Regions from separate parts of the Homo sapiens genome. Here region 1 is linked to region 2. The links are chromatin loops, found by intact Hi-C in ENCODE. Cell type or tissue: endothelial cell of umbilical vein. All regions are shown on one strand.

Region 1 (4,000 bases), 1.2 Mb after region 2:
TTAAAACTGGTAGTTACTGATGAGAGGAATTGCAGTGGAAGTAGGAATAACAGAGGAAGGAGAATAACTTAAAAAAATGCATATAATCACATAACATATAAGGGTCTTGAAAAAAAATACTGTAAAAAGCATCATATTAGCTCAACATATTTGCCCTTTTTTTTATTTTTATGTTTTTTGAGATGGAGTCTCGGTCTGTCGCCCAGGCTGGAGTGCAATGGCGCGATCTCCGCTCGCTGCAAACTCCGCCTCCCGGGTTCACGCCATTCTCCTGCCTCAGCCTCCGGAGTAGCTGGGACTACAGGCGCCCACCACCGCACCGGATAATTTTTTGTATTTTTAGTAGAGACGGGGTTTCACCGTGTTAGCCAGGATGGTCTCGATCTCCTGACCTTGTAATCCGCCTGCCTCGGCCTCCCAAAGTGCTGGGATTACAGGCAAGAGCCACCACGCCCAGCCAAAAAAATTTTTAAGGTACAATTTTATGTAAGGCATAGGATTCTTCTTTTTCAAAACCCAACCTAATTATTTCTTTACTCATTTCCCTACTTGATATGAATGCCTGATAACCTGGGACTTCAATCCAGCTCCAGCATGAACTACCTTTGTGATCTTGGACTGTGGTGTAAACTCACTGAGCCTCATCTTTAAACCAAGCAATACCTCTTTGATATGCTAAAACATCAAATATAAGTGTATTTTGTCTAGGCATGCCTGACACACAGAGTTTCTAGAGGAAAGATCCTGCCCTCTAAGCCCTGGTGCAACAGACATCACCACACCCATTCCTGGGATCCCTGACTGTACTTCCTGCTTCCTGGATATCTTTTCAAATAATGTATTATATTTTATTTCATCTCTGAATGATTAAATAAGAGGTCAAATTTGCTCCTATTTTACAAAGTCCCTTTCATGAATACATTCCTAGTAAAAGTTAATGTTTAGAGATTGCTTGGCAGAAAATAATCTTCTCAGTTGGTAATAAAATCACTAATTTTTGTTTTTTATGGCTTGAAAGATAATTGTAATAAGAACAAATATAAAATGGTGACTTCTTTGGTGTATTTTTTCTGTAAGTCAATTTTTTCCATTTCAGGTCATATCCATAGTGAAATTATAATATGTCTTCATCAGAGTCAAATATTCTATTTACAAAAGCATCAATGTAAATAGAAAATATTCTATTTACAAAAAAAAACAATTTCATGATCAGATATTATTCTTTACTGTTAATAAAGTAATAACATGCCAGACTGAAGCCAACATTTCACACCCATGTGTTAATATTCTACCATGGGCAGGGTATGGTATCTCACACATGTAATGACAGCTCTTTGTGATGCAGAGTGGGGAGGATACCTTGAGGCCAGGAGTTTGAGACCAGCCCAGGCTATATAGAAAGATCCTGTCTCTACAAAGAAATTATTTTATAAATTAGCCATGGGTGGTAGCACACAGACCTAAAGTCCTAGCTATTCCGAGTGCTGAGGTGGTAAGGTTCCCTTAGGTGTAGGAGGTAGAGATTACAGTGAGCTACAATTGTGCCACTGCATCCCAACTGTTACAGGACCAACAGATTCATATGCCTGCTGCACACTTACATACCAATTACACTGAGACAGCAGAGTTTGCATCAGAGAAAGAGTTTAATGATTACAGGCTTCTGAGTGAGGAGACAGGAGCAAACCTTCAAATTCATCATTCCAGAGAGTTCTGGGCTACAGTTTTTAAGGGGATTGTGGAGGGTGAGAGGCTGGAAAATTGGAGAAATTGATCAGTTGGGGTAGGGAGATGAAATCATCAGGATGTGGAAACTGCATTTTCTGGTGACTCACCTTCTCATGGGATCCTGCAGAACAGCTGACATGAGTAGTTTTACTGGCATGCAGGACCTGAAACAATATTTCAAAGGGAAAACTTAATGTTTCCTTAATATTTAAGTTGTTATCTATAAAGTAGTTGAGGTGAACTATGATCTTGTAGCAGAGTCTACATACTTCTGAGAAAATAGGCAGTAAACAACTATAAGGAAGCAGGTCAGGGACAAGTTGACCTAATGATTAATGCTGAGTGTGCTGGGATATAGTATGGATGTTTGTCCCTGCTCAGATCTCATGTTGACTTATAATCCCCAATGTTAAAGGTGGGACTTGGTGGGAGATACAGGGTCATGGGAGTGGATTCCTCCATGGCTTGATGCTGTTTTTGCAATAGTAAGCTTTTGCACCATCTCATCGTTTAAAAGTGTGTGACAACTCTCCACCACTCTCTCTCTCTCTTGCTTCCACTCTGACATGTGATGTTCCTGCTCCTCCTTTGCCTTACAACATGACTGGAAGCTTCCTGAAGTCTCCCCAGAAGCAGACGCCACGATGCTTCCTTGTACAGCCTACAGAACCATAAGTCAATTAAACCTTCTTTTGTTTTGTTTTGTTTTTTACAAAATGCCCAGTCTCAGGTATTTCTTTATAGCATGCAATAATAGCCTAATACATGCTACCTGCGGAGTTTACATTCATTTCTCTCTGATAAAGTTTAGATGACGTTTCTCCTCCAAATATCATGTTGAAATGTAATCCTCAATCTACAGATGGGGTCTGGTAGGAGGTGTTTGGGTCATGGGGGCAGATCCCTCATGAACGGCTTGGTGCCCTCCCCGCCATAATGAGTTTACAGGAGATCAAGTTGTTTAAAAGGAGGCCCGGTACCTCTCCCTCTCTCTCTTGCTCCTTCTTTCACCATGTGATACACATGTTTTTCCTTTGTCTTCCACAATAAGTGGAAGCTTCCTGACACCCTCAACAGAAAACGCTAGTGTCATGCTTGTACAGCACAAAACTGTGAGCCAAAATAAAAATCCTTTCTTTATAATTTAATCAGTCTCAGTTATCCATTATAGTGTGAACATCAAATATCTGAGACAGGTCTCAGTCAATTTAGGAAATTTATTTTGCCAAAGTTAAGGGCACGCACCCATAACACAGCCTCAGGGAGGTCCTGACCACATATGACCAAGGTGGTCATGGCACAACTTGGTTTTATATACTTTGGGGAGATATGAGACATCAATCAATATACATAAGATGTACATTGGCTCCGTCCGGAAAGGCGGAAAAACTCAAAGTGGAGAGGGGGCTCCCAGGTCATAGATTGGTAAAAAACAAACAGATGCATTCTTTTGAGTTTCTGATTAGCCTTTCTAAAGGAGGCAATCAGTTATGCATTTATCTCAGTGAGCAGAGGGATGACTTCGAGTTCTGTCTGTGCTTTGTCCACAAAGAAATTCCTTGTGAGGGTGAGGGAGGTATGTGGCTTTTTTTTTTCCTTTGAGAGCAAGTTTTGCTCCTGTTGCCCAGACTGGTGTGCAATGGCAGGACCTCAGCTCACCACAACCTCCACCTCCCAAATTCAAGCAATTCTCCTGCCTCAGCCTCCCGAGTAGCGGGGATTACAGGCATGTGCCATCACACCCGGCTAATTTTGTATTTTTGGTAGAGACGGGGTTTCTCTATGTTGGTCAGGCTGGTCTCAAACTCCCGACCTCAGGTGATCCGCCCACATCAGCCTCCCAAAGTGCTGGGATTATAGGCGTGAGCCACTTTGCCTGGCCGGTATGTAACTTTTTCAACTTAGCAGCTATATTCTTTAGGAATAGAATGGAAGGCAGGTTTGCCCTAAAGCTCCCAGCTTAACTTTTCCTTTTGGCTTAGTGATTTGGGGGTCCCTGGATTTATTTTCCTTTCACATTTCCTCCCGTTTCTTTTTAAATTCTTTCAGATAAAGCATTTTACAAGAAAGTGAGTCTCCTCTAACATGATATTTGGAGGAGAAGAGCCATCTGATCTCTCATGGCTACGATGGTTTATTCCCAGTTGGGTAGGACACACATTATTAGGAGGGCTCATTTTTAGCAGGTTGTGAAGTCTCACATCCTATGAAGAGAAAATATGGGTAGGAAAGGAGAAAAACAGCGACAAACAAACCAAAAAAGATAATTCTG
Region 2 (4,000 bases):
AACTTCTTTTTTATTTTATTTATTTATTTTTTTTTTTATGAGACGGAGTCTCGCTCTTTCGCCCACAGGCTGGAGTGCAGTGGCGCGATCTCTGCTCACTGCAAGCTCCGCCTCCCGGGTGCACGCCATTCTCCTGCCTCAGCCTCTCGAGTAGCTGGGACTCAAGCGCATGCCACCACGCCCGGCTAATTTTTTGTATTTTTTAGCAGAGACGAGGTTTCACCATGTTAGCCAGGATGGTCTCAATCTCCTGACCTCGTGATCCACCCGCCTCGGCCTCCCAAAGTGCTGGGATTACAGGCGTGAGCCACTGCGTCCGGCCCGCAACTTCTTATAAGAACAATAACCTATTTACCAGGTACTAAGTGTCAAGCTCTGTGCTATGTACTTTGTATGCATTGTCACATGTATTCCTTCATATAGTCCTATAAAGTAGGTACTGTTATATGATTCCCATTTTTACAGATGAGGAAAAATAGGAAATTAGCTCAAGTTACACTGCCAGCAAGCGTCAGAAATAAGACTTTAATCCACAACTATCTCACTACAGGGCCTTGCTCTTACCTACTAAGCTAAGAGAACCAAATGAGACCCCTAAAATTATCTGTTCTCAAACCCTCACTTTATAGATGAGGGCATTTTAACCCAAAGAGCATAAGTGAAATGTTCAACATCACACCTTGATTACTGGTAGAGTCAGTGCTAAAACCCAGGGCTTGCTTTCCTATAGTCACTCTACTACCCCGTATGGCCCTTTTCTAAAATTTGAAAACAGAAATACATTGTAATATCCTACACAAGTATTTCCACAAACTTTCTATCTGACTCACTGTACGATGCTCAGGAGACCCTCCCTGATTTTTTTGAAGCAATCAAAAGCTGCTAACCCTTGTAACTATGGCTGATTCTGAAAGATCAGTATTTTTACAACTAAACTAACAATATAATCCACAATTTGCTAAGGGTTCTTATTATGATGGCTCAATGATGTTTTTCTCTTACATTTTAAAATGAAGTGAGTTGTAATCAATCTTTAATATGCTGGTTCTCAAACCTGGTCACATATCAGAACCACCTGAGTTGCTTTGAATGACCCAGTGTCCAGGCTACATCCCAGATTAATTAAATTAGAGACTACCTGGGCTGGAACCCAGGCATCAAAATTTCTTAAAACTCTGAGGTATTCTAATACACCACCAAGTTTGAAAACTAGGGCTTGAATAATTATTAAAACTTAAACATAACATTTCAGGTGGCATTAGATCAAATGAGCTAGACTAACATGATCTCTAGATCAAATGAGCTAGACTAACATGATCTCTAACATTGTTATCAACTACATTAATCCACCTTCCTCAAAAAATTATTAGAAAACAAATTTAAGAGATTTCAAGAAAACTGTCCTATCATAGACCACCAGCCTCAGTTATTTGACAAGATTCTTCTTAGCTTGTTCTATAGAGAAACATATGGAAATCCTTAAACACACACACAAAGAGCAACCGGGCTACCAGCCAAAATGAGCTCATAATCATAAACATACCCATTATTGTTTCCATGCACGTACTTGGGAAGCAACATCCTGGTCTATAATGAACTACACTCATGAATTAAGTCAGTGATAACAGTCCTCTTTCCAAAGCTAATTCTAAGAGGTTTCTTCCTTGATTTAGGTCACTATTAAATGACAACTGTGCATTTCATATTAAATGACAACTGTGCATTTCACAAGGATATTAAACTCTCACAGGTTTTGAATTCCATAGCAGAGGACAATGATTATTTATGGGGTCACATGACCAATCAAGATGATTTCAATCACTGATTAATAGAATTAACAATTAGCAAAGTTAATTAACAACGCTAACAAACTTGTTAATTGTTCTTCCTAGTTTAAAATTTTAGTTATGGTAAATATTTGTATTTCTTATTTTCAGAGTATAATTAGCCCTTTTTCTGTTTTTTAAGTCTTCTCTAACTTGGTTTCTTCTAAGCAAGAGGTTTCGGCTCTGACCTTGCCTACTTTTAGTCCCAAATGCACAGTAAATTGGCAAAGCTGAATACTTCTCAGTGCTTACTTAATTAAAATTTGATTCTAGTAAGAAATATATATTAAAATATTTCATTTTTAAAGAATCGTGATCTCATGGCCCTTTTTCTTAGTATTTAAAATATAATTATTCTGATCCAAACATAATTCAGAATAAAAAATGTCTACTTACAGGTATCATCCAGTTAGCCAGGTCACCATATTTGGAAACCTGCATCGCTCCTAGCATTGTCAGATCGACGTGTCCACTGAGAAAGAAAGAGGAAGAATAAAGTGAACCTCATAAGCTTTTGTCCCCTTTGCTTGAACTTGCCAGCAATTAGAATAACTTCATACCACCAAAATATACTTGCTTCCCCCACCACACAACTGATTTCCTAATAGATCAGCTCCATGCTGACAGAGAAATAATCACTAAAAATTCTTTTTGAAAAAAAAGTTACAGTATACATTGTTTCAATAACAAACTATGAACAGGTGTACACAGGAAGACTGTTTCCTTCAGTGAGGCAGAATGTGACTACTTGAACACAAACACTAGCTAGAAAGTGAACACAGTTTGAAGAAAATGTTAGAATCCTCAGAAAGCACCTTAGAAATGTTTATTTCAGTATGGTTGGCACAAAGGCATGGATTCCATTTTGGGGGTTCTTTTCCTAACAGTGGGCTGGATATTCAATGCCCAACATTCGATGTGAATAATTTCACACCCTGCAGCCGAACAAACTCCTGATAGTTTTCTGGCTGGGAAATGTGGCTGTGTTTCAGAGCCTTGCTAACACACTCAGACGATGACTCAGCTCATTCCATACTGTCTGAAACATGAGGGGCTCTGTTATTACATACCCTCTAATCATTGCAAATGATTCATCGCTGGAGAAAAAAGAGGCTCCTGGAAGAATAGTAACTGTTTCCTTGCCTAAACACACACACACACAAAAGAAAGAAAAGGCTATTAGATTTCTAAGAGTATCATGGTGAACAGAGGTCCACATCTTCTCCATTCCCAAAAGAACTTAAGCTCCCTTTACCAAAATGCAGTGACATAGCAGGTGGGGGGACACAGTAGGAACCTTTTGTGGTGGAAAGCATTTTGTCACTGACATTGCTCTTGCCTTTGCATGATGATAATGAAAAGCAGACCACTTTTAGTTTTCTTATTGTTTGGAAATTCTCTACAGCAGCAGTCCCCTTTTTGGTACCTCAGACCGGTTTTATGGAAGACAATTTTTCCACAGACTGGGGGATGGGGATGGTTTCAGGATAAAACTGTTGTTCCACATCAGCTTATCAAGCATTAGGTTATCATAAGGAACGGGCAACCTAGATCCCTCATATGCACAGTTTACAATGGGTTCAGTCGGGCTTCTATCAGAATCTAATGCTGCTGATGATTTGAGAGAAGGCCAAGCTTAGATGGTAATGCTCGTTTGCTCGCCTGCTGCTCACCTCCTGCTGTGCAGCCTGGTTCCTAACAGGCCATGGACCGGTACTGGTCCACAGCCCAGGGGTTAGGGACCCCTGTTCTACAGGAAATGCACCCCTCTATTGTCCATACCTCTCCAGCCTCTCGCCATCCCCATTCCCTTCACAATCCTCTGCTAAATACTACTTAGGAATGAGGAGGAAGGAAGTTCTGGGGTAACACCTGTCAGAATCTAATGCTACTGTAAGTCACTGAGACAGAGAGACTGTGGAATCAACATGAACATAAGAAGGAATGCAATTTTGAAGGGAATGACACAGGAGATGCACCGCAGTTTCTTTTTTTAATCAACAAATAACTTCAGTGATAAGAATAACTTCTGAGATGCTAATGTACAGCATATAGTATTAACTATAGTTAATACTATACTGTATAATTGAAATTTGCTAGAAAAGTAGATCTTAAGAGTTCTCACTACAAAAAAAGGTAACTCTGAGGTGATGGATGTGATAATTAATGATTGT

The links. A loop is a pair of places that touch in the nucleus more often than their neighbours do. Peaks named below come from ENCODE experiments on the same cell type or tissue, not always from the same donor. Only the 100,000 strongest peaks of a DNase experiment are listed, where the experiment ranks them.
Region 1: a loop joins it to region 2, with 4 times the contacts of the local background. A loop is called at or near these places in 1 of 110 quality-filtered maps.

Annotation. Positions count from the first base shown.
Region 1 is chr5:42,983,771-42,987,770 of GRCh38, forward strand. FLJ32255 (a long non-coding RNA gene) reads right to left here. Exons shown (of 2, transcript NR_104643.1): 2 at 1,628-1,892. Among named protein-coding and RNA genes, the nearest start is that of FLJ32255, 7.6 kb to the right of the region's middle. In endothelial cell of umbilical vein, no CTCF peak of the experiment used is centred here; a DNase peak (open chromatin) is centred at 1,961; H3K27ac peaks cover 3,378 bases.
Region 2 is chr5:41,791,781-41,795,780 of GRCh38, forward strand. It overlaps OXCT1 (3-oxoacid CoA-transferase 1), which reads right to left. Exons shown (of 17, transcript NM_000436.4): 12 at 2,897-2,969; 13 at 2,223-2,298. Among named protein-coding and RNA genes, the nearest start is that of OXCT1-AS1, 76 kb to the right of the region's middle. RefSeq lists an enhancer at 2,727-3,021. In endothelial cell of umbilical vein, no CTCF peak of the experiment used is centred here; DNase peaks (open chromatin) are centred at 1,511 and 2,861; H3K27ac peaks cover 3,292 bases.